Linked DNA regions of Mus musculus: regions 1 and 3 are each linked to region 2. The links are chromatin loops, found by intact Hi-C in ENCODE. Cell type or tissue: left cerebral cortex. All regions are shown on one strand. Links, peaks and the distances in the headings refer to the core of each region. The heading gives the core; the rest is flanking DNA.

The links. Peaks named below come from ENCODE experiments on the same cell type or tissue, not always from the same donor. Only the 100,000 strongest peaks of a DNase experiment are listed, where the experiment ranks them.
Region 1: it touches region 2 in a loop (2.3-fold over the local background); 5 of 42 quality-filtered maps call a loop at or near these places.
Region 3: a loop joins it to region 2, with 2.0 times the contacts of the local background. A loop is called at or near these places in 5 of 42 quality-filtered maps.

Annotation. Positions count from the first base shown.
Region 1 is chr19:8,756,702-8,766,610 of GRCm38, reverse strand. It overlaps Nxf1 (nuclear RNA export factor 1), which reads right to left and starts at 9,508. Exons shown (of 21, transcript NM_016813.2): 1 at 9,352-9,508; 2 at 4,116-4,299; 3 at 3,775-3,928; 4 at 2,995-3,078; 5 at 2,810-2,914; 6 at 2,615-2,695; 7 at 2,462-2,531; 8 at 2,262-2,350; 9 at 2,005-2,112; 10 at 1,580-1,689. The coding sequence starts at 9,379. 1700023D09Rik (RIKEN cDNA 1700023D09 gene) reads left to right here and starts at 9,642. Exons shown (of 2, transcript NR_132423.1): 1 at 9,642-9,826. In left cerebral cortex, for the core only: a CTCF peak has its summit at 5,661 (motif pointing left); no DNase peak of the experiment used is centred there; H3K4me3 peaks cover 569 bases.
Region 2 is chr19:8,830,947-8,840,801 of GRCm38, reverse strand. Hnrnpul2 (heterogeneous nuclear ribonucleoprotein U-like 2) reads right to left here. Exons shown (of 14, transcript NM_001081196.1): 12 at 9,841-9,855; 13 at 9,470-9,577; 14 at 6,660-9,347. The coding sequence ends at 9,267. Gng3 (guanine nucleotide binding protein (G protein), gamma 3) reads left to right here and starts at 1,556. Exons shown (of 3, transcript NM_010316.3): 1 at 1,556-1,811; 2 at 2,149-2,248; 3 at 2,531-3,873. The coding sequence starts at 2,150. The coding sequence ends at 2,659. Bscl2 (Berardinelli-Seip congenital lipodystrophy 2 (seipin)) reads right to left here and starts at 3,335. Exons shown (of 12, transcript NM_001136064.3): 1 at 2,938-3,335; 2 at 1,018-1,226. The coding sequence starts at 1,092. In left cerebral cortex, for the core only: CTCF peaks have their summits at 645 and 3,155; DNase peaks (open chromatin) are centred at 2,250, 2,576, 3,181, 3,314 and 3 more places; H3K4me3 peaks cover 3,942 bases; H3K27ac peaks cover 4,113 bases.
Region 3 is chr19:8,935,518-8,945,426 of GRCm38, reverse strand. It overlaps Eml3 (echinoderm microtubule associated protein like 3), which reads right to left. Exons shown (of 22, transcript NM_144872.1): 11 at 8,968-9,123; 12 at 8,667-8,808; 13 at 8,147-8,298; 14 at 7,940-8,065; 15 at 7,733-7,864; 16 at 6,898-6,965; 17 at 6,311-6,399; 18 at 6,142-6,239; 19 at 5,923-6,010; 20 at 4,750-4,848; 21 at 4,394-4,524; 22 at 3,845-4,297. The coding sequence ends at 4,094. Mta2 (metastasis-associated gene family, member 2) reads right to left here and starts at 3,507. Exons shown (of 18, transcript NM_011842.3): 1 at 3,045-3,507; 2 at 1,895-1,962; 3 at 1,321-1,414. The coding sequence starts at 3,072. It overlaps Gm10353 (predicted gene 10353), which reads left to right and starts at 3,037. Exons shown (of 4, transcript NR_165499.1): 1 at 3,037-4,775; 2 at 6,878-6,981; 3 at 8,128-8,315; 4 at 8,621-9,364. In left cerebral cortex, for the core only: a CTCF peak has its summit at 3,648; DNase peaks (open chromatin) are centred at 3,012 and 3,555; H3K4me3 peaks cover 2,198 bases; H3K27ac peaks cover 1,230 bases.

The DNA.
Region 1 (9,909 bases), core at 822-8,821, 75 kb after region 2:
TAATTGCCTTGAAGGCTGGCTCTGTTGTCTTGCTGCCTGATCCCGAGTGCCACAGGAGGGCACTCTCAGCCCAGGCTTTAAGCCTAGGGCTGCCTTCCCCACCTTGCCCCCCTTACCTTCCACCTACTCACCTGTGCAGCCCCGGGAGGAGGGAATGGGGTTGGAGCCCAGGGGCTCCGCTGCCTCACCAGGTATCCACCAGTTCTGCCAGGTCTGGCCTTCGCCAAGACCAGAACACACCACAAGTATGGCACAGGATGTTGGGGCAAGGAGATGAACAAGACAGGGCTCAAGGAGGAGGAAAGAAAAGAGACCAAGGGAAAGAGAAATGGAGAAAGGTAGGGCAGGAACAAGAGAGAAATGGAGAGACAAAGAGGAAGCAAAGCAACAGGGACAGACCTGAAGGCAGAGGCATTCAGAAAAGAATGGCAGAAAGAAAGACCTCCTGAAACAGCCATTTCCTTCAGCTGCCCTTTTCCTGTGGTCCCAAGGTAGAAATGAAGAATAAATCCTATAATGATTTGCAGTTGCTGTTGGCCAGGTCTCTGTCTGCTCTCTGGGTCCCGGTCTAAGCTGGGCGTGGGAGGTAAAGTAGCCATGGGGCCAGGAAACCTCCCTCAGAAGACATGAGGATTCAGGCCTCTGCCGAGTTGGGGGGGTGAGGGTCTGTGCCCCACCTCAGTTGGCCCCCAAGTTCTCTCCTGATGGCCCCTCTGCGACTGTGCCTGTCTTAGGTTGTTCCTTCCCTGAGGAATCTTACCCGTCTCTGGCTAACCAGCCATCCTCGGGGCCAAGCAGGGTGACTGTGAGGTGTGCGAGTGAGGGAGGGGCTGTGCCCGACAGGGTCATTTCTCTGTCTCCTTGGTAGCAGATGCCCCTGTGGCCTCCACGCCCAGCACTTGCCTTGGGATCCCCCTCGCCTGCTGGCGGGGCCCCGGCTTTGATCACATCTTAGGGAAACCCAGATTTCTTCTCCAGGAAAGGCCCAGTTCACAGCACTGGGCAAGAGAGACCAATAGCATGGTACCAGCCTCCAAGAGGCATCAACATCAGCATGGGCAGAAAGGACCAGGCCACAGCCTTGGCTAAGTGGATCATGAAAATAAAGAGTCCCTCTTGGTACAACGGCAAGAGGGACCATGAAAGGACAAAGGAAGGCCTGTCTCAGTAGACAGCCCCAGTAAGAAAGGACTTTCTCACAGCCTAAGCACACCAGGCTTTTGCTGAAGACAAACACACAGGTAGGGCATATATAAGACACCTCCACATCAGAACAGAAAAGGGGAGGTGCTCTTCCTGGAATAACAGGTAGGGAGATTCTAGAAAAGGCTGTGTTCAAGAAAGAAGGAGAAAGGCCAGAACTAGAGAACAGAAGTCAGGTGAGAAGAAAGAAGAGATCTGGGACAGAGCTAGGAGACAACAGACAGGCAGAAAGGAATACATGATCCTCCTCCCAAAGAACAGGTGGTTCCAGCTCAGGGCTGCATGTTCTCCTGTAGACGGGCACTGGTCAGGGTGCATGAGCTCAGCCTCCCAGGGGTGAATGTCCCCAGGAGGGGAGACAGAGGCTACAACTGACCTGATATAGCTGGACTGGTCTCCGAAGTTGTCACACATGGGGTTTCTGTCAAGCCACAGCTCTTCCAGCTTCAGCCCTTTTATCTTGTCTAATTCCCGCTCAGTCTTCAACTGTGAAGGATGAGGAGAGTAAAAGGGAAGAAACAGACCTTACTAAGAATAGCAGCTGGATTCCCACACTTCTAAATCCTACCTAAGTTTTGTTTCTTGCTTCCCACTATGGCCAGCCACACTCTCCTGGCTCCACCATCACAGAAACACAGCAGGGTCAGTGTGATGGCTTAGTGGGCAGGAGCTCTCACCTCATAAGCATCACAGCCCAAGAACCCACGTAGAAGGAAAGACTCAACTCCCAACACAGTCTGACCTCCACCTCCATAGTCAGTTAACTATTAAAAACAAAAGCACCCTAGATGTCAGTCTTACTTCGTTTCCGGAGAGATTTAGGGTCTTTAGGTTTGGCGCCTTCTGCACAATGCTAGACATATCATCCAGCTTGTATAGCCTGTTGCTGCTCAAGTTCAAAGACAATAGCTAGGAACAGAACAAAGTTTAGATGTGTTACCACGGGGCAAATCTGTATCTCATCCTATCCTACACATCTCACCCTGATTTTTAATGCAAAAATAAATAAATAAATAATTAGTTAATTAAATTAAAATTAAAAAAAAAAAAAGCTTCACCTCAGGAATGTTCTCTTCAATGATCCGCAGGGTGGCTGCCATACAGCTTCTGCGGTTTAGAACAACATCGATGTTCTGGGCCACCAAATCTGTAGCAAATAGAAAGAAAAGGAAGTCTGAGAGGTCTTGCCCATACCAGTGTTATAAAGACCAATTGTTTCCCCTCTCCAATTAGTCAGAACCATTGTTGTCAGTCATACCTGGGTCTGAGCGGAGCCCCTTGAGGTCAAGTGCTTGTTGGTTGCCATCATATCGTTTGCTCATGATCAGCTAGAAGAAGGAAAACGAAGGGTTTAGTCGTCACTGATGGAGATTGAAAGTCTGCTGGACCATGTCACTTGAGCCAGCCTTACCTTGAGCTGCTCTATTTGTTCGGGCTTCAGTTCATTCTGTACAGTGTAGGGTGGAGCAGAAGCATTGATGATGATAGATATCTGAAGAGAAGACAGAAAGGCAGGAACATAATTGAGGGCAGCCTAATCACCAGCACTAAGACTTAGTCCCTTTTAGTGCACCAACTGTGCCATACCAGGCCCTTGTCCACATACCCTTCTGTTTTCTCGATCCTGGATCTTATGGTTGACACCCTTTAATGCAGAAGCAGTAGTGGCATCCTCCACAAAAAAATGGGCCCGTGTATTTTCATAGTGAAACTGGAAGAAGGAAAACAAACAACATTCAATCTGGAGTCCACAGGTCCTTCCACAGCCTTTCAGGTCTAACTCTGTCTTACCTCGATGGGATTGAAGGGGACACTGCATTTGCTCTGAATCATGCTCAGAAGCCACGTTTTGTCATACTTTCTACCATAAGGAATCTGGAAGTGAGAGACAAGGGTACACATGTAACCAAGCCAGCATATTTCAGTTCTCCTTTTATTTTCTGCCAAGATTGAAAGTATTTCTAGTGCTTTATCAGAAAGCATGCTTAACGTGGCATGCATAAGGCTGAGTGATAGAAGGCATTTAGCATGCGGAGGTCTCAGAGATAGAAAGCATGCTTACATGCATGAGGCTGGTAGAGCCCTTCTATGCTAGAAAAGCTGGGTTTTTTTTCCCCCCCTCTTCAAGAAAGGACAAGAGATACAAACATGTTTGTATCCACTTGAGATACAAACATTCCTTAACTCCTTTCCATATACTTATTATTCCTGGCAAGATGACTCAGACAACATGGCTACATATCAAATGTATTAATTCTAAAAGTCCTAAGACATGTGTGTCTTACTTGTCCCCGAGAGACTCCATCGTCTCCTAGAATCACTCTTAGCTTAAGTGTTAGGCTACATCCTGACCACACTTATCAGATTCCCTTTCACATGTCACCTTGCCTATCCTTAACTCTGTTCTTAGATGTTCTAAGACACTCATTTGAGGAAAGAATGGATTAGCATGCTACTTCCCTGTTGAGTAAATGTTCGAGAAAATGGATTCGAGGAGCTTGAGAGAGGTGTCAAACACTTTCAATGAGTCTAGTCCTGTTTCCTGAATCACCTATTCTTCCAAGTACTCACTGTAATCTTGAACCAGTTCTTGGTGGTCCCATCTTGACTGGTGCCAGCCCCTCCTCTCTCTGCAGGAGCTCTGTCTCTCCGTACAGTAATATGAATTCGATCTCGATCATGCCAACCATCTCCCCGACGATTAGGCCGGTTGGTATAGGGATTGCTATTGGGAAGCAGAATTAAATTTCCATAAACACTAGGGAAGAGGAACCTGTCCTGCTAGTGAAACTACAGCTACTAAATTGGTTCTGTCAAGTATCACTTTACAAGGTAAGACCAGACACAACAAAGACATCAGGGCTACATAATTCAGTGGGTCACTATTCAAAGCAGACTAATTGGTCACTTACTATCTTACTCGGGGGCCATCCTGGGGATCATTCATTGCTACATCGCCATCATCTTCCTCAAATCGGGAAGACTGTACACCAGAACCACCTCTTCCAGACCTACGATTCCCCTCACCACACTTCCATCGGAAAGGCCCCCGGCCTTTCTTTCTTCTTTGAGGGAAACTAACACGGTCATCATGCTCTGGAGTTGGAAACAGACACAGAAATTAGTAAATGCATGAATGGTCTAAGTTACCTTGGTGTGAGCACCAGTTTCTAGTACTCTGTACTCTTGGAAAAAACAGATATGAACTATAAAGGTTCCTTCACAGAGATGCCTATGCCCTAGCCAGAGCAAAGAACTTTCTTTATTACATCCACATCGTGAACAAGTTATTGGAAAACTATAGAAATGTTGGGAAATAAAAGGGTCAAGAGGCCAGGCAGTGGTAACACATGCCTTTAATCCCAGCACTTGGAAGGCAGAGGCAGGCGGATTTCTGAGTTCGAGGCCAGCCTGGTCTACAGAGTGAGTTTGAGGACAGCCTGAGCTATACAGAGAAACCCTGTCTCGAAAAAACAAACAAACAAACAAACAAACAAACAAATAAATAAATAAGTGGGTCGCGAATGTACCTCAAGGCGCTGGAGAAATGACTTACCACACCACCACCATCCCATGGTTTCTCTGTGTAGCTCTGGCTATCCTTGAACTAACTGTAGACCAGGCTGGCCTCAAACTCAGAGATCCATCTGCCTCTGCCTCCCTAGGTGCTGGGATTAAAGGTGTGGGCCACAACCTCCAGCAAGATGACTTTTTTCTTTTTATTCTTTTCTTATATAAAACATTCTGACTAGAGCCTCTCCTCCCTCCACTTCTCCCAGTCTCCCCCGCCCCCCCCCCCCCCCGCAACTTCCCTCCTCCCACCCTTTGTCTACTGTTTCTGTTTCCCTTCAGAAAAGAGTAGGTATCCCAGTGATAGCAATTGAACATGGCATAACAAGATGTATGGCATAGTAAGATGCAATGACACTAGACACAACCTCTCATATCAAGACTGGACAAGGTAACCCTGGAGGAGAAAAAAGGTGCTAAGAACAGGCAAAATAGTCAAGACATCCCCGTTCCAATAGGAGTCCTACAAAAATCCTGAAGCTAAACACAACAACATACAGGCAGAGGACCTAGTGCAGACCCATGTAGGCTCTGTGATTGCCACTTCAGTCTCTTGTGAGCCTCTAGGAGCCCTGCTTAGTTGATTTTGTGGACTGAATTCTCCTGGTGTCTTCAACTCTTCTGACTCCTACACTTTTTCCTCCTCCTCTTCCTCATAGTTGCCCAAGCTCCACCTTGGATGTGGGTCTCCGCCATCTGTTCTCATCAGCTTCCATGCTAGGGCTAGTGATTGGGCTAGTCATAATGTTCTCAAGAAAACTAGCTAGTTGGGGATGGGGGGCTGGAGAGATGGCAGAGTGGTTAAGAGCACTAACTTGCTCTTCTGAAGATTCTGAGTTCAATTCCCAGCAACCACACTGTTGCTCACAACCATCTGTAATGAGATCTGGCGCCCTCCTCTGGAGTGTCTGAAAACAGCTACAGTGTACTTACAGGAAAGAAAGAAAGAAAGAAAGAAAGAAAGAAAGAAAGAAAGAAAGAAAGAAAGAAAGGAAGAAAACAAGCTAGCTGCTCTTCTAGAGGACCAGCTTTGATTCTCAGCACCCACTATACTGCACAACTGTCTGTAGGCCTCCACAGGAACCCCAGGCACTTACATAGTACAAAGACATACAAGCAGGCAAAAACACTTATATACAAAAAAGAAAATTCAAGCCAGGTGGTGGTGGTGCATGCCTTTAATCCCAGCACTTGGAAGGCAGAGGCAGTAATAGAAGGCTTGGCTATCACAGTCAATGACCTGGCTTTTATCCTCAGTATCTCCTCAAAATAAACAGACAAGCAACAAAAACAGCCCTTTTCATTTTAGTGTTAGTAGTCCATGGTTTTAATACCAGCAGGAGAATCCGGATTTCAAGGTCATTTACAGCTACACCCTGAATTTAAGATCAACTCATGCTACTACATGAGGTCTTGTCTTAGTCCAGTCTTTTTTTTTTTTTTTTTTTTTTTTTTTTTGGGTTTTCATGACAGGGTTTCTCCGCCTGCCCCTGCTTCCTGAGTGCTGGGATTGAGGTCTTGTCTTTAAACAAAACAAAGTTTAAAAGGCAGAAGGGAAGAGTCTTCCCACAAGTTCATGAGCAACCTTAACTAAACTCAGGCTCTGGAGTCTGAATGGAAGTTGACTTTGTAGTTAATTCCAGGGAATCCACTACCTTCTTCTGGCCTCTGCAGGCACCAGACATACACAAATATACATAAGACAAAATAGACATAGAAAAAAAAAAAAAACATAGAAAGAGTAGGGTTGGAGAGATGGCTCAATGGTGTAGAGCACGGGCTGTTCTTACAGAGGTCCTGAGTTCAATTCCCAGCACCCACAGTGGTTCATGACTATCTATAAAGGAATCTGATGCCTCCTTCTGGCATGCAGGTGTACATGCAGCAGAACACTTATACATTAAATAAATTAATTAAATTAATAAACAAATATGTAAAAATAAAAAAGAGTAATGAAAGGTGAATACAATTACAACTGTGTACATGTATAAAATTACCCCCCCCCAAAAAAAACCTTAGAATTTAAAGAAAAAAGAAAACCAAAACCACCCAGAAACCAGATCCTACAAAGAAAACTAAAATGTGGAAGTATGGGCAACCCCAAAATATAACCAGATTCCTGAAAACCACCTAAAATCTGCCACTTGCATATTCTTTTGCTTATGTGTACAGTTGATGGTCACAGAACCAGATGTTATGGCCACCACCTGCAATCCTGGCAATTGGGAAATGGAGGCTTCAATTACACAAGAAATCAAAGCTATGCTGGGCTACATGAGATTCTATCCCAAAAAATAAAAAAATTCTTACAAATAGGACGTATTTAAAGTCTCCTAAAAACAACTACCGCCGGGCAGTGGTGGCGCACTCCTTTAATCCCAGCACTCGGGAGGCAGAGGCAGGCGGATTTCTGAGTTCGAGGCCAGCCTGGTCTACAGAGTGAGTTCCAGGACAGCCAGAGCTACACAGAGAAACTCTGTCTCGAAAAACAAAACAAAACAAAACAAAACCCAAAAAACAACTACCATCTCCTGCACTCGGAACTTGGGAAATGCTAGTTTCTTTGAGCAAAAATAGCCTGCACCTCGAGGGACTTATTGATTCAGGGACTGGTGCAGGTTCCACAGTAAGGAGGTAGGGAATGTTCTCCAATATAACCATTGTTTGAAGCAGGAGGATTCCGAGTTCCAGATAAGCTAAAACCCTGCCTTAAAAAGGGGAAGAAGCCAAACACAGTGGCCCATATCTTTATTCCCAGACAGTGGCAGGCAGAGAACTGTTGAGTTTTGAATGCCAGCATGGTCTACTCATTGAGTTCTAGAACAGAGAGAACTACTCATTGACACACTGTTTCAATAAATAAATTAATAAACAAACAAGCCAACCAAGTGTGGTAGTACACTGTTTAAGAAGAGGATTGGAACTACAGAGTTCAAGGCCAGACCAGGATTGAGACCTGTCTCTCTTAGTGGGTGGTCTGCATATATGTAGACAAAACAAATAAAAGGAGGGCTGAGGATATAGCCCAGTTGACAATGTGCTTGCCTATCCTATCCTTCACACACACACACACACCACCCAGGCTGAGGCAGAATTTGAAACTTCAAGTCAGTCTGGACAACTTGGTGAACCATCTCAAAAAAATAACAGCCGGGCCTGGTGGCGCATGCCTTTAATCCCAGCACTTGGGAGGCAGAGGCAGGCGGATTTCCGAGTTCAAGGCCAGCCTGGTCTACAAAGTGAGTTCCAGGACAGCCAGGGCTACACAGAGAAACCCTGTCTCGAAAAAACAAGGGATTTTCATCCTTCCTTGTCTATAGCTCTGTGGGAGAACAGAAGGCCTGGCACACAGGGAATGACCTGGAACCTCTGATCCTCTTACCTTAAACAGTGCACTACTACACTTGGTTCTATTTATTTTCCTTTTTGCCAGACCTTGAGTTTAACTCTAGGAGCCCAACCCCCCCAAAAAAAAGTAAAAGTCTATGCAATACCGAACTTGGGAAGCTGACACAGGGAGACTGACTGAGGCCAGCCTGGGATACTAGGGCTGACCCTGTAAGGGAGAATTAGCCTTCCCTAGGGATGAATTCCCTAAATGGTTATCCAATCCCAAATGGTAAGCTTTAGAAACAAATATATACACATTAACACTAAATGGGCTCTGCATGTTGGATGAATTTGGGGAGAGAGTTGACAATGGGAATGGCTAGAGAAAGGAGACCAAGTAATTATATTTGAATTAAAATAAAGGTTCATTGGGTAGCTATTTTTCAGGCCTGGATAAATCATCAGTATTACACAAATACAAAAAAGGTATAACTTTCAAAGAAATCCACCTAATATCTAGCATCCTCTAAACAACGATCCTCTCCAAGCAACCCTAGTAAAAAGGAATACATTAAGAGACAGTGAAACTACGGTTCACGGAAGAAAATTCCCACTCCAGTTACTGTGTTCTAGGCACTTGGTAGAAATTATTTCATACGCACACAAACGCACACGCACATGCACACAAACTTGGGAGACAGGTACCCACATGAAAGAGGCGGAAAACAAGGCCTGAAAGTTTAACTCACTCGGGTTTAGTACAGCCAACTCCAGATTCAAACCTCAGCTGTCATAGTGTCCTAACCACCACAATGAATTAACATGTCAGGATAGGTGTTCCGACTAGAAATTTGATAAACAATAAGCAGCAAGCTACAAGAACAGACTGATCGTATCACAAAAAGAAAAAGAAAAATAGGGCACCAGGGTAGCCCACGACCAAGCGACTACTGACTCACATTTAAAGGAAGAGTCGGGCCGCCAAACTGAACTGACAGGCATCAACCACCCTCAAAGTTGAAAGGAATCTTGTCACCCCACCCCTGAGCCACAGGTTCTCCAACGCCTGAATCCGGGCGACTCTGGAGCCCCTGGGTCCCGCGGCGCCCCGCGCCCCCTGCCCGCGCGGCCACCGCTACCTACGGACGTAGGGCTCCTCGCGGCCTCCCGCCCCCGGGCTGAGGCCTAGGCCAGGGCCGCCCACCCCAACCCACCGCGTCGCCTCCCGGCCCGAGGCCCCGCACTGACCGTTGTATGACTTCCCTTCGTCCGCCATGGCACAGGCAGGTACAGGGGCGGGCTCAGGCGCAGAACCTGACGCCACCAAACGCCAAGGAGCCTTAGCGCTCAGGACAGAATCTCTCCTACGACCGGCGCCACCGCATTTATCCGGCGAAGCACGTCGCGCGCCGCCGACGTCCCCAGGATGTGGGCGGTGCCGCGGGACGTGAACGCGCTCTCTGAGCCTGCGCAGAAGCAGGGCGGCCGCTCGGGGGCGTGGCCAGGCCCTCCGAGGCCCGCCCACGGCCGGAGCTCCGGCCGGATGGCCTATCGGCCGGCCCCGCCTTCCTATTTCTTCGCTGGCCCGGTCCCGGAGCTAAACCCTCTGCGTTAGCACTGAACTCAAGAGGAGCAGGGTCGAGGGCTACACACAAGAATGGAGACCTGGCCTCTGAACGGGAGTAACGGCCCACAGTCCCCGCCGGTGGGATCCCGGCAGCGAGTAAGTCGCAGCTCAGTTCCTTGCCAGCCGCTGGCCTATGCCCTCTTAGCTTTTCTCATCTCCACGACGAATTATGACGAAAT
Region 2 (9,855 bases), core at 1-8,000:
GGAGGTGAGTGACTTGCCTAAGGTTGCACAGCCGGCCAGTCTGGCTCAAAGCCAGCAGCCTTAGAGCAGTCAAAATTGCCTCCCAAGAGTTTCTTTCCTCTGCCTGGACCTGTGCTCGCTCACGGAGGAAGTGACCCCTACCCCCGCACAGCACCCTGTGGCCGACGCTGCGGCGCCCACCCCTGGGGTAATGCGGTGTACACCAGATCGCCACCGCGGCGAGGCAGACTCACCGGCCTCTCGCTGCCCAGGCAATATACAGAAGGCAGTTCCGGCTGCCGAGGAAGCCCCGCCCAACTGTCAATCGCCTACAGGGGCTGAGCCTTGCATAGAGGGCAGAGCCTGTAAAATGCTTTGCTCCCCAGTGTCTCTGCCCATTACACTTTAGTTAAGTGACCAAAGGACCCATTATAATCTCCAACGCAGTCTGGGACTCCTTGGTCCTCCTTTCCAGGCCTCAACCACAACCCTCTGCCCATACCTTTACCACCTGTCTTTTCAGTGTGATTGAATGGAGGTGTGAAATAAATGCTGATTTTGTTTTGTTTTGTTTTGTTTGTTTGTTTTTTGTAAATTCAGTAGAGTTCCTTGGGCCTGTAGGAGTCCAACTGGAGCTCAGAGAGCCTTGCACCCTGCCAGAATCTGAATCTTGTGTGTTGTGTGCGCAGATGGTGCCGTCCGCTAGTCAAGCGTGGCGGCATTTCAACCCCTTTCAGTCTCCAGTTTTTATGCTGCGTGATTGACCTTCTGTGACCCACGTGATGCAGCCAACCTCAAAATCCCTACAAAAAACCATGAGACTAGATTTCTGATGGTGGCATCGTCTGGATAACGTCCTCCAGGAGGCAAGGCCAATGCACATCTTTTTGAATAGTAGTAATCCACTCAAATTACATGAAAAATTTCCAATCGATTCCCTATTTCCCCAGTGCCAACTCTTGCCACCCTACTCCCCACTCCGAGAAGCCCACCTGTGTTCACAACATTCACACTAACTCTCGTGGCAAGGTGCCTTACCTCGTCTTTGTCTGATCCTTTGATCTGGTCTCTGCATGTCTCTCTTGCCCCAGCTTCTCTTCTTTGATGTATCATTTCTTTAGCTATCTTCCTGATGGGTTACCTCTGGGTCTCCCAGCTCGCGTCACTCACGTGGTAGAAAGTGGTGATCTAGAAGCTGATCACCTGTAGAGTGTTACATTTTCCTAGCTCTGAAGAACGGTGGGTCACTGAAAGAAACCAAGATTCAGGTGCTAAGTGCTGTGTCAGGGTGGGGGTGGGGGTGGGGGAGCAGCAGCCCAGCTGATGTCAGACTTTCAAATGAGCAGGGTCTTCCGCAGTGGGGACAGACTCTAATGCAGGGGCTGTCACAGGCCCAGACCACCCCATTTGAGAGGGGAGCCTGCTTCTGCCTCAGGCCCTTTGGGGAGCTATCTAGTTTAGACTAAGGACTTGTACAATGGCAGGGGCAGGTAGTGAGAGAGCAGCAGTGAGGGTGTGCACAGGGGATGCAAACAGCAGACTGACTCCCCCACTGTCCAGGCAGTTGGTATGCGCCAGAATCAGCAGCTCCTTCTAGCATCCTTCATCCTTCAGGTACCAGCCATCTGGGCAGAACTTAAGCTGTGGAGACTGAGACCACCCCTCCAAGGATCTCGTCTGAGCATCTCTAGTGACCTTCTCTGCATTAACTGTCAGTGCTACGGATATTTTTAGCTCCAAGTCCTGGCAGGGTGGGGCACCTATCTGAGGCAGGGTTTGGTGCCCCCTCCCCACTGACCCTACATCCCTGGCTGCCGCTGCTGTTACTTCAGGTGAGTAGAAAGCAGCTTTTTTTCTCTTCAGGGCTTGAGGGGGGACAGGTGGCTGATGTGATTTCATCAGGGTGGGGCTCTTTCTGACTGAGGCTTTCATTGCTGGTAACATATTTGGCTCAAAGACTTAAAATCCTTAAATCGTTTGTATAATTTGATGACCAGGACCCAGGGGTTAGGAGAATATTTCATTTTATCTTCTCCATTCTCCCTACTTAAAAAAAAAAAAAAAAAAGAAAGAAAAAAAAACCTGGGATGGCCACTGGAGAATGGGGGCACAATCCCAGGTGTGTGGTTGTGAAGAGCTGAGTGTTTCAGCTGACTGTCTTTACTCCAGGATGAAAGGGGAGACCCCCGTTAACAGCACTATGAGTATTGGTCAAGCACGCAAGATGGTGGAACAGCTTAAGATTGAGGCCAGCTTGTGCCGGATAAAGGTGGGTGCGACCCTGGCTCCCATCAGCCCTTCAGGGCTCAGCTGTGGGTTTGCAATACCCTCCCCTCCCCCCTCCCCCCAAGAAAAGATGCTTCTTTTCTTGACACCCTGAGGTCAGTGGCAGAAACTGGGCTTTGTCAGCAAAGTTGTTCCCGAGGACTGGCGTTGGGGGAGAGGGCTGTCTCAAAGGGCACTAGAAACAAAAAGATAGTCTATTGGAGAAGAGAACTGCAGTCCCTTTCAGGAATTCTGGTTAATGTATCCCTTCCTGGCTGGGTTCCAGGTGTCCAAGGCAGCAGCAGACCTGATGACATACTGTGATGCCCACGCTTGTGAGGACCCCCTCATCACTCCTGTGCCCACTTCCGAGAACCCCTTCCGGGAGAAGAAGTTCTTCTGTGCGCTCCTCTGAAGAGCGGTGGACCTCCTCTGAACTCATCGCCCCCTCCCAGACCCGCCCTTAGATTGGAAATTGTAGTAGATCACTTCTACCCGCATTTACCCGGAGATTATTTGAAGCACAAGGCCCTCCTTACCCATGTCTACCCCATCTCCTCACCCTTTCAGGCTAACTCCAAGCACCTTCTACTCTATCTATAAAGGGACCCCGCTAAACTGCCAAAATCCTGCCTGTTTCCCTCGGTGATCCATCCGTTCAGGCAATGGAGAGGGGGATGCCCGGGTGCTCACCTGGAGCTATGAAAGGTAAAGGCATTTGAAGAATAAAGTCATTCAGAGCCTCAGAGGACAACGTCTGTGTTAGCGTTCTTGGGAAAGAGGATCCTTAATCGATACACTTGCCATATCCAGGGAACAGGGCCAGTCGAGCCCGTTAGACATTGTAAGGATTGGAGATCGCAAAGTATAAGGTGCCCGAGCGCCCCCAGTGGGGGGTTGTTAAAACGAGCGCTCAGAAGCCGCGGAGCATTCACACGAGCGCGCAACGTAAGCGGCGAGAACCACACAAGGGCGAGCAGGGTGGGTTTCCGCAGGCCCAGGGACAGCAGCCCCGGGGGGAGGTGGCCCGAGAGGCCGTGGGGCGGGACAGGGCGACTCGGCGCGGCAGCCAATGCCCAAGATGGCGGCTGCCTGTTCGTACCCGCATGGAGGCACGCGCCGAGGGTGCTCTTAAAATGGCGGTCCCCAGCGTTCCCAATAGGGAACGATCCCTTATGCGATCCTCTGGTCTTAAAATGGCTGCCCCTGCCCTCTCAAAGTCAGAGTCAGGTTCTCTGTCCCATAGAATCTGGAACTAGACATGCTTTGGAGACCAATCACGGGGAGTGGGGATGGGGAGACACCTAAAGCAGTCATGGGTTCTTAAGTTCAGTGTGGTGACCAACACTCCGGAGGTGTTGGACACACACAGAGGCAGATGGATCTCTGAGTTCCAAGCCAGCCACGACGACACACAATACACAATGAAATCCTGACTTAAAACAACCAGTCACTAGGACTGGGACCCAAGAAGCCCAGAGTGAGTTTTGCATAAGAATCTCGCCTGAGTAGAGGTTCCCTTTGAGGTGTATGTAATAACACAAATGTGTTAAACAGGCCATCTTGGAGCACCCTGTTCCTTGGTCTCTGTGGGATCTAAATAAGTAATAAATTTGTTTTCTTGTTGAATTGGGGCTTTTTTATTTTCTCCTCAAGGTAACTGAAAACATCACAAGGGTTCAGAATGTCGTCTGACTGGAAACCATGTCTCAAGAATGCCTCCTAGAGTGAGATCCCGGCAAAGGGTTAGGGGATCCAGGCCACCGCCTAGAAGCTTTTTGGTCTGAGTGAACGTACATATATGTTTTGGATCCTGGGCTACATTTAAATGTCCTAGTTGTTTTGTTTTTGTTTTTATTCTTTTTGGTTTTTCGAGACAGGGTTTCTCTGTATAGCCCTGGCTGTCCTGGAACTCACTTTGTAGACCAGGCTGGCCTCAAACTCAGAGATCCGCCTGCCTCTGCCTCCCTGAATGCTGGGATTAAAGGCGTGCGCCACCATGCCCGGCTGTTCTAGTTTTAGGTGACAAATCGTTCTGGGTAGGAAGGTCTAACTATTCCCTGGGTGTCATAACCAAATGGCTGAACAGGTACAGGTGTTTGACTGCAGGCCCAGTGAGTTTCAACCATCAAGGTGGTGGGGGAGAACTCAAGAGTTTTTCTGACTCCACAAGAGTACCCTGCACACTCTCTCTCTAGAGCGCGTGCATGCGCACACACGCAGACTTCAGTATTTTATAACCTTTGCTCCTTCTTTCTTGTGAAAACCCCAGGAAGGATCCTTGTTATAATCCCTGCCTGCTTACAATGTCTAGAATGCAATAGGTGCCTAATACCTAATGAATGTTTTTTTCTATGTGTATATGCTTAAACTGTACACAGGGAGTAGCAAGAGACTAAAAAGACTAATCTCTATCAGCTCAGATGTGGTAAAAAGCCAAAAGTGCTTAAAATGTGTTATTAGGTTAATCCTTGCCCTACCTTATCCTCTAAAATACCCATCTTAGTTTTCTCATGCAATTTGATACCTATTCAAATTAGGAGTGACTATCTGGTTGAGGAGAACCAGGCCTAGCAACTCGTACAGACAAGGTGTAAGCTGTTTCAGAGTAGGGCTAGAAGAGGGTTCTCAAAGGAGTCACATGGTGGCTTACAAACTGACCTTAACTCCACTTCAAGAGGATCCAATGCCCTCTTCCTACTCTGCATGCACCAGACACAAGCATGGTACACACAGATATATGCAGACAAAACATTCATGGGTATAAATCTTAGGAATAGACCATCAGTGGATTGAGACAGGGTCTGAACTCCTGATCCTCCTGCCTCCCAACTCCAAGTGCTCAGATTACATTCATACACCAGTATAAGCTACTGTTGTTTTTGAAACAGGGTCTTGCTCTGTAGGCCAAGTTGATCTGGAATATTCTGGTTTTGAATTCATAGCATTTCTCCTGTCTTGGCCTATCTAGTGTTAGGACAAAGGCATTCGATATCACGTCAGGCTGAACACTAATTATAATCAGCTCCAAAATGCCAATAATGGAGCCTAAGATGGTTCAGTGGGTAGAAGTTCCTGTCATCAAGTCTGATGACTGGATTCAATTCCTGAGTCCTAAATGGTAGAAAGGAGACTCCCAAGTCATCCTTCGATCTTCACAGGTGTACTGTGGCTCATGCGTGCTAACAGGCAAAAAACCCAAAGTCCTCCTGAGCCTGGTATGGTTGCAGCCTAGGCTACAATAGCCAATACCCAGCTTCAAAACAACAAACACAAAACAAAGTTTCTGTAGCTTTCATTCTTCAAATTCAATAGAAAAATGAAGACTTTCCTTCTTAGGTAATATCACATACTTAATGGATTTCATAAACAAAACATCAAAAATCTAACTGATTATTTTAGCAGAGCCCAAGAGTTAAATTTTCCATTCTAATGGCTCAAGATCTTAGTACAAGAGGGATAGAGAGATGGCTCAGTGGTTAGGAGCACTGGCTGTTCTACTGGCTGTAGAGAATCAGGATTCAGAGTTCCTAGCACCACCATTTAAAAGGATTTTTTTTGTGTGTGTCTATTTTAAAATTTTGTATTTATGGTTTTGTTTTTAAATGTTGTGTGGTTCAGATACACCAGAAGAGGGCATCCGATTCTATTACAGATGGTTGTAATGTGCCATGTGGTTGCTGGGAATTGAACTCAAGACCTCTGGAAGAGCAGTCACTGCTCTTAAACCACTGAACCATGTCTCCAGCCCTAGCACCACCATTTAAGCTCACAACCATGGGACACTGCAGTTCCAGGGGATCCAATGCCCTCTTCTAGCCTCCGAAGGTACTGCATATGTGGTAGACCCAGATGCAGGTAAAACACTTGTATATATAAATAAAATTAAAAATAAAGATGTTACTCTAAGCACACACCAGGTTGACAGATTCCTATGTAGCTAGTCCCAAGTGAAGGCGTAGAGAAGAGCACAGCTGTCATATACAGAGGCCATCCTCGGCTGTAACCAGTGCATCTTGATAACTAAGCACTAAAAAATAGGTGGCTTGGCATGTCACCAAAGTTTGGCAATTTGTGTTTGGTCCTTGGAACCTGTATAAGGATAGGAGAAAGACTCCACAAAGTTGTCCTCTGACCACCATGTGACTCATATCCCCATTTTCTGCATGTACACTCGATCCCTGTGCACTTCTGTGCACATACCAAAATTTAAAATAGGTGATTAAGATGGTTATAGTGACAAACATGTATAAATGCAGCATTTTGGGTTTTAAGGCATGATGATCAAGAGTTCCAGGCCAGTCTGAGATACAAGGAGATTCTGCCTCAAAAGAAATTATTTTGAAAAAATACATTTTAAAAATAAACACCTCCATGATCATTCCAGTCAGTGCAGCCACAGGAGATAGGAAAATTCAATCCAAATGGTTATTTATTCTAAAACTGGAACTACTGTGTCTACATTTTTTGCCAGAATGGTGTAATGAGAACAGGGTAAGAGTTACATATGTAAACAATGACACAGTTACATTTTTAAAAATGGAACCCCCCTCCCCCGTTTTTTTACTGGCCACTTCCAAGAATGCTTTACAGGTTGTGCAAAAACATTTACAGGCTCCATGTGGTGTTTGTTTGTTTACAAGCTTTTCCATCTACAACTACAACAGACATCTGATAAAACACTAAACAACTCTTTTAAGGAAAACAAAACCAGGGATTCCTCTTATTACCATAATCTACACCCCACACCCGTCCCAATAACATTTCTTTTCATAATAAAAACACAAGACAGAAACAAAATGCAGACGTCCACTTTGATGCAGGAGACCTCCTGAACAGACCCAACAAGGATGTGGCAGTGTCATTCTCCATTCCACTAGAAAAACAGCTTTTTTTAAAAAAAAGGACTTTGACTTTTCTGGTGTTGAAAATCAACAGCGAGTATACTCTCTGACCCATGTTGCCTCAAACTTCAGTGTTAAGTTTTTGCACTTTTGAGGGCTCTACCACCTAAAATCCAGATCACAGAGTACCGTCAAAGTATTATTTGTTGGAGGACTAAACATCTGAAGGGACAGCTTCTGCCTCTGGAAATTAAGTTTCCTATTCTAACATAATCTTCTTCTAAGGGGATTTCTTTGGGCTCCAGTTTCTATCTTCCTGCCCTGACATTATAAACAATGCTTTCTTGAACTCCCTTTCTAATACCAGCGAGTTACAAAAGATGCATGCAATCATTCCACCCACTGCCACACACAAACCCATCTGTGGCACCATAGGGACAAGTGCAATAGAAAAGACACAGTATGAGCACGCTTCTCTCCTCCCAGGCCCACTGCAGCCTTGGAAAGAGGTCCTTGAGCAGAACGGTGTGTCCTAACAAACCAGGACTCAGAATGAGGTCTGCACACCCTGAGAAGCCTTGCCTGCGTGGGAAGGACATCAGGACAGGGAAGATTCAAATCTCAGCACAAGTTTAAACAAGAGAACTGCTCAGGCAAGGAAGTGGAAGTGAAGTATGTCCTAGTAACTCAGCCCAGAGATTTTCTCACCAGGAAGTGTTGTAGGATGCTGTTGCTGAGTAAGCTTTTAGCTAAGCAAGATGATGATTTAAATTGAAGATCAATATTGAAAGCGCATTGCTATATCCTGCTCACATTCTTGAACCCAGCAACCTGTAGCTATTCTGTCAAGAACTGGGAGGGTGTTGTTAAAGTTACAAACTATATGATCCCAAATGAAGTCTCTTGATAAGAGGCCTCTCTGAGGACTTGAAGGGAAGCACCCTTGAAGGAATCCTGTTTCAACAAGTTGGGAAAAGGTGTTTCCTTGCACACACCCATACACACATTCACATAGTCTTTCCAAGTTTCTGCAGCCCAACTGAGCTGCCTCCTAACCCCACAACCCCTTTCTACTCTCTACCTGTGTATCAAAACAAAAACAAAAACAAAAAACAGCAGCAGGGCAGAGCCCCCTACATTGTATAAAATAGTTGCAATTCTCAGCACCTGGGCCTGACAGCCCACACCACAGGATTCACCTATATACATATCTTGACGCAGTAAACAAAAGTCTTGCTGCGTTTCTGTGAGCTGAAACCCTGAGAATCATTCCTTCCCTCACACTTGTAAGAGGCAGGCAATATTAGTAAATGATTCCAGAGATCTCTTGCCTCTATCAACTAGGAAGACAGAGACTAGGGACTGGCAAATCACCATCTTCAGACTAAGGGCTGTGTTCCCACCCTCCTCCAGACTTTATAGGAATTTACTGAATATAATATAGATAGGGACAAAGTATTATGCTCTGCAGTCCCCAAGAGCCCCCGTTCCCCCTTGGCCTGGGAATCCTATATACTAGAACCACCCAACTAGCAGTCTCTGTGCCTTAGGCAGACAGCACAAAGGCACAATATAAGTGGACAATCTATTACCTCAATAGCCCAAGAAGGAAAGGTTGGTAAAGAAAATACAAACGGTTAGTTGGTGCAAGTGATTCATAACAGCCAATTGTTTATTTCCACTGCCCTGTTCACAGGCACCCCCTCTGCCCCTGCTCCTGTCTCCTCTGTTTCCGCTCCTAACTGCTAGCAGATTCCCTCATGCTGTTCCCCTTCTCCCCACAACACTCTCCCTTACTGGGCTACCAATCCACCTGTCTTAGAATGCTGGAGGTGTCATTTTTAGTTCTTTTCCTATCCAGCTGCAGGGTACAGAATAGGCAGCTCTAAGTGCTGCTTTCTGTGCAAACGGTTTTTTTGATTACAAATAACCTAACTAGGTTTGAAATGTTTTATAGAATAAGACAATATTTTTTTCAACAAACTTTAAAAAAAATGTACAGTTTTGTTTCCACTCCCCCCTCCCCCACCCCTACTTGCACACCCTCCCCCCAACCACCCCTCCCTGGCAGCTCAGCCCCACCCCGACAGCCCCTGTTTTCCTTGGTTGTGTTTTAGGGGGTGCCTGGCACCCCCAAAGATTCAGCTTCATGGCTGACAGGCGAAAACAGCAGGGGCTTCACCGATACCCTTGGTAACCGTAGTAATTCCTGTAGTATCGGTCTCTGTCCTGTTGGTGGTGGTAGTAGTAATTCTGCCACTAGAAGAGAGGGAAACCCCATCACTTAGAGCCAGAGCTGGCTGACGATGAAGAGGCACGACACTCATCCATCCAGCGGGTCCTGTCCCCTTCACCCTCAATCTACCCAAGATAATACTCACATCCCGGTTGTATTGTCTGTAATAGTCTCTGTATCTGTTGTACTCATAATCTCGACTGTAGAATCGTTCATAGTCACCTCTGTATCGATCATAGAAATTACGGTAGCCCTGAGGAAGGAGAGAGAGGAGTGTTGACGATATATGGGTCTTCAAAAGTACACCCCAGTTTCCCATTACTGAACAAGAAATATTTCATCTCGACACTGTAAGCAGGGTAAATTCTTTTCCCGGGTTAAATTCTTCCAGATAAACATATTAAGTGGGCAAAACCCTAAAGCCCTAAGAAAACAGCCCAAACCCCTCTGCTCCCCCAAGTCAATAGGAATGGCTTCACAGCCCAGAGGGAGGAGCAGAAGGAGAGCTGCACTCACCCCTCTGTTTCCAGA
Region 3 (9,909 bases), core at 572-8,571, 100 kb before region 2:
TTGCACAACCAGTCCGAGGTCCTAAAATCCAGTTAAGAAGAAGTAAAAATAGCACACATGGTCGCTGTTTATTTACCAGCTCCTCTTCATACTTCAGGACTCCTTGCTGTGTCTGAAACATCACATGCAACCTAATGCTCCTTCTCTTTCTACTTGGCTAATAATAGTTTGTGGGCTTTCAAGAAGGGCAACTCTGAAACCAGTGCCAACACCTTCCTCACCAAGAGGCACCAAGAGGCCTGCACTGAAATCTCCGTAGAAACAGTTAACCTGGCTAAGTGCCAACCAAAGTAGAAGACAGAAACCTCAGGCACATGCTCATCGGTGCATTGTTCCCCTGAAAAATGGGGGTACAGATTTGGGGTGGGGGTGTCCGTGTCTCTCTGTGCTCTAGGAAAACCCAGAGGTAGGGCAAAAAGAACCACACCCCTACCCCTTCTGATTGGATAAGGCCAAGGTCAGCCCCTGCCAGATGGAGCCGGAAACCCCAAAGGGCCAGGAAACTTGGTAGGCCCAGTTCATTAACCCTTTCATGACTGCAGCCTGAAAAAGAATCTAGGAGGGAAAAAGGGAGTTAAAAGAAAACTAAGTGATGCGGGTAGTGCTGGCACACGCCTTTAATCCCAGCACCAGGGAGGCAGAGGCAGGTAGATTTCTATGTTCAAGGCCAGCCTGATTTACAGAGTGAGTTCCAGGACAGCCAGGGCTACACAGAGAAACCCTGACAAAGAAAAAAAAAAAAAAAAAAGGAAAGAAAAAAGATAAAACTAAGTGAAAAAAAATTACAATATAAAGATCATAGAGAAAATGCAGACAAAGCAAAAATAAGTAAAAATGACACTAACTGGAATGGAGAGGAAAAATGGTGAAGGCAGGGAAGTCCAAGAGAACTGCTCCTAGCTTATCATCTCTATTAATGTTTTGGCATCGCCTCCAGACTACAGCATAAGCCTCTCTGTTATGCAGACTTCTCAAAACAGTATCTTCCTCTTCACCTTGGCCATCACTCACTAACCACTGTCCCAAAGTACCCAAAATGTCCCCGAGTGCCTGCTTCTCTAAAGCTCTTTTCATTTCCTATCTAAATATCTCTCCACTCACACACATAAGCCTCATTTTGGCTTTCCTTATCATGGTCTGCCCGCCCTGCTTCCAACCCCAACGTGTAACAACAGGCCTCCCTCCGCAGACCAGGCACTTCCCACCCCCCCCCAAACTCACACCCTCCCTTGGGCATGCTGCCAGGGGAAACACCTGCAGGAACATGTCTAGTCCTCAGATCCTGGGGAAGGGAGATGGGTAAGGAATGAAGACACTCACGAGCATTACTGTCAGCCAAGCTGTTGAGGCTACTAGAAATATCCCTTCGCCGGAAAAGACAGACAACCTTTGCTTCCACATTTCCATTTGCAGTCTAAAGGAGGGAGAAAAACCGAGAAGGAAAATTGGCCATTTGAAAGTGGAGATGCATGCCGGGTGTGGTGGTGCACGCCTTTAATCCCAGTACTCGGGAGGCAGAGGCAGACGGATTTCTGAGTTCAAGGCCAGCCTGGTCTACAAAATGAGTTCCAGGACAGCCAGGGCTACACAGAGAAACCCTGTCTCAAAACAAAACAAAACAACAACAACAACAAAAGAAAGTGGAGGTGCTGGGGGGAGGTGGGGGAGTGGAAGTGCGCAGAGTCAAAAGCAATATCTCCTTAAGGGTCTAAGTAGAAGAGCTAGAAAAACTTAGCAGTAAAGACTTAATACTCAAAGATAATTTCAGAACCAATGAAAAGGGTCTCCATGAGTTTAAGATCAGCCTGGTCTACACAGCAAGTTCCAGGCAGCCAAGGTTACATAATAGAGAGACCCTGTATCATTAAAAAAAAAAAAAACCAACTCCACTCACCTTATTGAGCTCCTCAATCCGTCTAACCAGGTAAGGATTGCTGGAGGAGTTCTCAAAATAGACGTAATCTGTAGGAGGTGGGGAAGAAACAAGAGGATCAGAGGAGAGGGCACCCAGATGAAAAAGTCGCTCTGTGTGGACCAAAATGAGACAAAATTCTAGATAGAGATGAAGTGGAGATGAGCAAGAGGAGAGAGTTAAGAAAATAAGTACTAGTCATTAGCTGGACAGTGGTGGCATATGCGTTTAATCCCAGCAGTCTGGGAGACCAAAGCAGGCTCTTGGTTCAAAGCCAGCCAAGTCTACAGCTCAAGTTCCAGGACAGCCAGGGTTACACAGAGAAACCTTGTCTCAAAAGAAACAAGGGGGAAACCTGCCTCAAAAAGGAAATGGGGGGTGGGGGAAGAGAAGAGAGAAAAAAAGAAAAAAAAAAAAAAAAAAAAGGAAGGAAGGAAAAGAGATATTATGGAAATACTTTGCCAGGCAGTGGTGTCACACACCTTTAATTCCAGCAGTCAGGAGGCAGAGGCAGGCGGATCTCTGAGTTCGAGGACAGCCTGGTCTACAGTATGAGTCCCAGGACAGCCAAGACTACACAGAGAATAAACCTTGTCTAAAAAGAAACAAGGAAAAAAGAAGAAAAAGGAAATGAGTTTTTACCCCCTACCCCTGCAACACCCAGTTCTAAAGTCAGATCTTCACTCAAAAGTGAGACTTAAGAAACAAGAACAAGAATTTCCCTGGAGTCCATACAACTTTGCACTCAAGTTGCATCCTTGTATAGGAGAATTGAGTAAACTGTTCAGGCCCCACCTTCGCGAACGCACAAGCCGCCACAGAAAAGAAAACCCCTGCGCGCCTAGCCCCTAGCGCGGCTGGCCGGACGGTGGGTCACTCGGGCCCCTTCCAAAGCCAAGGCCACTTCCAGCCCGGCGATCCAGTCACAGGTCTCAAGAGCACCGTTACGGCTGCAGGTAAGCCTCTGCGGTAGACTCTGCGCCCGATAGCGTCGCCGCCGCGGAACCATGGCTCTTGATTCCGGTTCCGGTCGGTGCCGCGGCCCACACGACCCCAGATGTGGCTCCCCCGCGCCTGCGGACACCGAGTCTCCCTGATCCCGGCCTCAGCCTCTTCCGCTCAGGGTACTCACCTCCCACCCGGTACATGTTAGCCGCCATGGCCGTTCCCGCCGCCGCCTCCGGCCACACAAAGAGGTCCCGGAGGCTCGCGGGGGCAAAGCTCAGCTCCAGACGAAGCCCCCAGCGCGTGGCTGACGCTTCGCGGAAGTGTCGATGGGGCCCGAGCAGCCGGCACCTCTGCTCGCTCAGCCGCCGCGGCTCATCACTGCCCGCGCGACGACGACACTGCTATAGCCTCACGCCGGGACACCGAGGCCAGCTCCGGTCTACTCGGCTTCTTCCGGAACGAGCTCGATTCCTGCCTGACCGGAGTGAGGTTCCAGCTCCTAGCGTCCTCACCGAGTCCCAGCAGACGTCGTGCGGTGCCAACCGCTGGCAAGGTTTGCCCTGCCCGCGTCCGGGTTCGCCTCCTTCCGGAACACCTTCGGCCGATCCGGAGAACAAGGCCCAGCGCTCGGCTCAGGTCGGAGAGCAAGACCCCGCAGATCGGCCACTTCCGGAAGGAACTCGGCTCCTTTCGCTCAGCCGCGGCCTCGCGCTCGGTTATTTCCGTTGCAGCTCGACCCCGCCCCTGAGGGCGGTGAGGAGCCGGAATTAACTCTTTGCACTATGGGTCCTAGCAGCTCCCCGGCAGTGGCGTCGAAAGGCGCGCGCGCGCCCTCACTCTTCTTGAGGTTATTTGCAAGCCGCTTTGCCTGTTATTTGCATATTTGGTCTGAACTCCCTTTTCTCTTCCCGCCCTGCACTTTTTTCTTTCATCCTAACACAACTGGGCCCCTGAGGGGACCCGCCGCACAAAAGCACCAGGCAGTTACTTTTTTCTTTTTATTGCCCCTCACCGAGCAGAGGGTGTCGGAGCTGGGTTGCCTGGCTCAGCCAGCAAGTCTGTTGTTATTTTGTGTGCAGTGGGGTGGTTAGCCCCTCCAGAAAAATGCGCAATTGGGAATGTATGAAGTCAAAGAAAAAGCCAGCACAGGAAAAGACTGTCCTTGGTCCTAGGGGTTTTGGCCAGGGTGGGGCCAGACCACAGTACCAGAGGGACAAGACCATCCAGCATCAATCACACGTCCAGGGAGGAGGCAGGGGACAGAGAGGGCGTTCTAGATGGTGTGGCAGGAGCGGGCCCAGAGCTCCCTGCCCCCAGCACTCGCCACTGAAAGATGCTAGCATCCTTGCCACCTAAGGAGACAAGGTATGAGTCGTCGTGCGTGAACCGGACACTAGTCACATGGCTGCCATGGCCTGAGTACATACGACTTGGCGCCTAGATGAGAGAAAAAAAAAAAAAAAACAACTGGTTGCAGCAATGGCAGGGTACCAAACCTACCCACCTGGGCCCAATGGTCCCCTGAAGCCTCACCTTGGCTCGAGCACATGGGTACTGAAAGAGGTGTACTTTGCAGAAGTCGTCTGCCACAGCCACCACCCGTTCATTGTGGGAGCGGCAAAGGGAGTTGATGTCTGTCCCATCAGAGCCATCAGGCCACACACCTAACACAACAGGTGGCCTGAGTCAGGCTGCTACCACAACCTAGAGTTGCAGTGTTTCAGGTCTTCAGGTTGCCACTGCGCTCCAGACAATCCCAAGGGGCCTCCTAGCCTGGATTTGCCACTATGACCCCCACCCCGAGGTGGCACACGCCCAGGATTCTGAGGGCAGAATGGGTTCTTCCTTGTTTCCCCAGCCCTCCTAACGGATTCCAGATCCTGGCTCACCATAGACGTGGAAGCCCAGCACACAGGTATAGGTAGCCCACTCCCGGTCTCTGCTCTCATAGCGGTTCCTCAGCAGTTTGCAGCCTCCAGCCACATCCCCTAGGTGGAAATCGCCTACTCAGCCGTCATTCTTCCCTCACTTGACGACATGAACTGATCATAGGCATAGCGTCCACTATGAACCCCACTGTGTGCTTCCCAAGTTCTCACTGACTTGGCTTGGCTTTAAGTTAGGCCTGCATGATGGTGCAGATCCTTAATCCCAGTCCTAGTGGGGCAGACAGATCTCTGAGTTGGGGGCCACCCTGGTCTACAAACGCAGGTGACAGAGGGAACCCTGTCTCAGAAACAGAGAATGTAGCCTTAGACATGCCTAGAGCCTCTGGATAAAGCACTAACAGTTTCTCATCAGCTGCCCCTCCCCCACTTGCCCTAAGGAGCTATCCTAAAGCACTGTCTTCTTGGTGCAGCCGGCTTTTTCCTTTGTTTTGGTTTGTTTTGGTTTGGTTTTTTTTTTTTGGGGGGGGGGGTTGTTTTGGTTTGGTTTTTGGTTTTCCGAGACAGGGTTTCTCTGTATAGCCCTGGCTGTCCTGGAACTCACTTTGTAGACCAGGCTGGCCTTGAACTCAGAAATCCACCTGCCTCTGCCTCCCCAGTGCTGGAATTAAAGGTGTGCGCCACCACGCCTGGCCTTTCCTTTGTTTTGTATTTTGAGGCACAGTCTTCCTATGCAGCCTTGGCTGCCCTAGAACTCACTATGTAGACCAGGCTGGCCTTGAACTCATAAAGATCCAGCCACGTATCTCTGCCTCCCCAGTGCTGGGATTAATGGCATGCACCACAATGCCTGGTCCATTTTTCAACTCCCTTGAGTTCTTGTTGGAGAAGATAGAGTGTGAAACTGTAGCTTACCTACTTACCGGGTTATCCCTATGTCCAATTCCAACCTCCATTTCCCTCCACATCAGCCCCTCTGCTTGATGTTCCTCTACTACCATCAGCCCTCCTGACTAGAAACCTCCTGTCGGCACCCACATAATCTCTTAGGAGACATAATTAGGAGGATGACAAATGCAAAAACAGCATGGGCCACATAGAGAATTCTAAGCCAGCCTGATGCAAAAAAAAAAAAAAAAAAAAAAATTAAATGATCCCCATCTCCCTGCCACTCACAGTAAAGAATCTCATAATCCCCAGAATTGGACATGATGAAATTCCCATCCTTGGACCAGTCAAGGTGAGTGATAAAACTGGAGTGCCCCTGGGGAATAAGAGTCAAGAATTTGACAAGATGGCTACCATTTCCCATCCCCAGGCTAGCCCTTAATGCATCAAACCCCTGTTACTGTGCCCACAGTTAACAAATCCCACCTTCCACCCCAGCATCCTTACCATACATCTGCCAAAGCGGCTGGACTTAGTGCCACAACTGGAAACACTATAGATGTAGATCATGTTGTCATGGGAACCAATAGCCAGGTACAACCCATCTACAAAGAAACTTATTCAGATAAAGAAGAGCCAGAGCAGGACCCAGGTCCAGGGTGGGGGTGGCTCCCACCTGGGCTGTACCGGACAACTGAGAGCTGTTCATTGCCGTCAGTGACATCGGATACAATCTCTCTGGTCTCTGTGTCCAAAACCAACCACCTGAAAGGAAAAGGGAAGGAAGCAAGGAGGCAAGATGTGAGCCTACCCCCAGGGAGGCTCTGAGCAAAGAGTCAGCAAGAAGACAGAATATCAGGCTGTGGTGTCTGGAAGGAGGCTGGGGGATGGGATGAGGCTAAGGGCATAGAAGTGCTGAGGGGCTTCTGATGTCTCCTGAGAAAGAAGTCAGAAACTGCAGACCAGGCCAACCACAGAAACCTTGTGGAGTCAGTCAGCCTGGCACTTCCCTGTTCGCCCACCCACATCCACCCCTCCCAAGCCCACTGCTTCCCCATCCTGGGCTGCTACCAGACTGAAGAGTATACATGGGGAAGACTTGGTGACAGCAGGAGAGGGGAGGCCTGGGTTACAGAGAAGCACCCGAAAGGTGTGGTTCAACACTTTAGTTAGCCTTGGTCACCTCTTGTCCCTGTCCCCGTTACCAAGAACCCTTCCTAGACTTCCCTGCTTTTCTTCCTAGGAGGTCTGGCATTCTCTCACCTCCCTGTGTTCAGTCCTACAACCACAACTGCCCCACTTGGGTGGAAGTCAGCACATAAACCCGTCTCCTGGGAAGAAAAAAAGGTAAATTGAAGAAATGGTTTTTCTAAGGGGCCCATGAGATCAGGAGAGAGACTTCAGGGGGTGGGGTTGAGGAAGGGGTAGTAGAACGTACATGAAAGTATAAGCTGAAATTCTAGAGACATGAGGATTCAGATGGAAATCAAGGTGTTGGGGGAGGAAAGAGCCTAGGTCACAGTCAAAACTGAGTATTATGTAAATGTTAATTAAAGATAAAAGTTTGCCGGGCATTGGTGGCACACACCTTTAATCCCAGCGCTTGGGAGGCTGAGGCAGGTGGATTTCTGAGTTCGAGGCCAGCCTGGTCTACAGAGAGTTCCAGGACAGCCAGGGCTACACAGAGAAACCCTGTCTTGAAAAAACAAAAAAAACAGAACAAAACAAAACACACACAAAAAGAAAAAAAGAAAAGAAGATGGCTTTCTAATAAGAGAAGTTGGATGTCACTTTGTCATCTTAGTAACTTTAAAGGATCCTCCCAAGGCAACCAGAGAAAAGGAGGCATGAGAGACCTGGGATAGAGCCTAGTAAGGGGAAGAAACCGAAAGCACCTAGCAGTGCTACAGATGAACCAAAATGAGGTCTGAGGCAGCAGCAACGCCCAGGTGTCAGTCACTCTTACCAGTCTCTACAGAGTTCATATCTGAACAGCCTGTAACCACAGTACAGTCAGTTCTCCCAGACACAGAAGGAAAGGCAGGATTAGGGAGTCAGAGCACGGGTAGCGTGGCAGATCAAGGGCAGCTGACTCTACCTTTAGGTCCATGCTCCAGGCCAGTGCATGGCCTTCCCCATCCCACAGGCAGAGCTGCCGGTCATGGCCACAGGTGAGGAAGCGATTCTGGGACGGATGTGTACACAGTCCCCAGAGCTCATCAGTGTGGCCCTGCAGTAGAACAGAGTTACCACAGCTCTTCCCCAAACTCCCTTCCCTACTTGCCCTGGCTTTTAGCTTCCAAACCTGGATAACAGGGGAGAAGCCTTGAGCCAGATCTCCCCTCAGTAATGCATTCTTTGTGGTTCCCACCAGCAGCTCAGAGCCAAGCCCTTCAGCAATGGCCCTCACAGCTCCAAAGTGTTCTGGAATCTGCGGAGTAATGACAGAATGTCAAAAGCATACTGACCATTCCTCTCCCCATCCCTTCCTAGACCCCAGCGCATCTCTCACCTCTGCCTCCTGGAGGGCCACCAACCCGGGCCCCCACTGCACCAGTCGTCGGTCCCGCCCACCACCACTCAGCACTGTCCCATCCCGGCGGAGACACAGGGCAAAGATGGACCCCTCGTGAGCATGGGCCTGGGCCACGATCGTGTAGGTCTCTGTTGGTAAAGGCTAGGTAAGTCATGCTCTTAGAGAAAGGAGCAGCTTAGAGCATCACAACACAGACTAACTCTAGCTCCCAAGCACCCACAGAAGACTCTTTAAGCCTCATCATGACTACCAATTCAGCTCATAGTAATAGTGGCAAAAAAAAAAAAAAAAAAGGCCCTTTGAACTTTGAACTTTGAACCTGAGATTTAACAAATTCAAATCCCTAGCCTTCTCTCCTTTACTGTGTGGCTCCCCACCTTTCTAGACAAAGCCCCACGGAGTTCATCAGTTCTCCAGGGTAAAAGGAAACGCTCTGCTCTGTTCCCACAGAATTTCTGAGATACAAACATCCTAAATGCTAGCCCTAACCACATACCTTTGGCCCCACCCCTGCCTGGGGTCTTGGAATCTGAGACACTTCGACCCCAGGTAAGAATGTTCCCCTCGGAATCTCCAGTGAGGATGTCTCCATCAGGAAGGAAGACAAAGCAAGGGATGAACTTGGGTTTCTTGTATTTCTGGAGAGGGCAGAGGACAGGTGTCACAGGACAGATGTGGATGCTGGGGCACATTAGAATCAACACATGTCACAGGATAGCTGGGGTGCTGGGGTGCATTAGAGTCTACAGCACTTAGCCCCACTTCCCTCTCCACTGCCTCACCCATCCACACCTCACCCCAAAAACACCCTGCTTCCGGGCGAGGAGCCCATTCCCGGGAGCCCCTGTCCCACCGCTCCAGTTCCAAAAGTGGACATGCGATTTCCCACTGGTGACAATACAGCTGCTGTCACGAGGGCTGAAGCCAACAGCGAGGACTGAGTCATTTGTACTCTGAAAAAAAGAAGACACTTGATTCAGCCAATCTAAGTCCTAAGCCTGCCTTCCTCCCTCCCTCTCTCTCTCTCTCTCTCTCTCTCTCTCTCTCTCTCTCTCTCTCTCTTTTCTTTTGAGACATGGTTTCTCTGTGTAGTCCTGGCTGTCCTGGAACTCACTTTGTACACCAGGGTGGTCTCAAACTCAGAAATCCGCCTGCCTCTGCCTCAAGTGCTAGGATTAAAGATGTGCACCACCACACCCTGTTTTGGTTTGTTTCTTGTGACAGAGTGACTTGTGGTTGTCCTAGAACTGCCAGTGTAGCCGAGGATGGACTCCTGAGTCTCCTGCCTCCACTTCCCAAGTGCTAAGTTTACAGGAATGCACCAACACAAGTGGCATTTTGTTTTTTGATTTGCTGTTCTTTGTTGAGACAACTTACTCTATAGAACATCCTGCCTAGAACATCAGATCTTATTACAGATGGTTGTAAGCCACCATATGGTTGCTGGGATTTGAACTCAGGACCTTCGGAAAAACAGTTGGTGCTCTTAATCCCTGAGCCATCTCTCCAGCCCTTACTTCAGCTTTTCAAGTGCTGGAATTACAGTCATAAACCACTACAACTCTTCAATTTTTTTCCCCAAGACAGGGCTTCTCTGTATGCCTTGTTATCTTGGAACTCCCTCTGTAGACCAGGTTGACCTTGAACTCACAGAGATCCACTTGCCTCTGCCTCCTGAGTGCTGGGACTAAAGGTGTGCACCACCTCTGCACATTTACTCCTATTGCCATATTGAGATT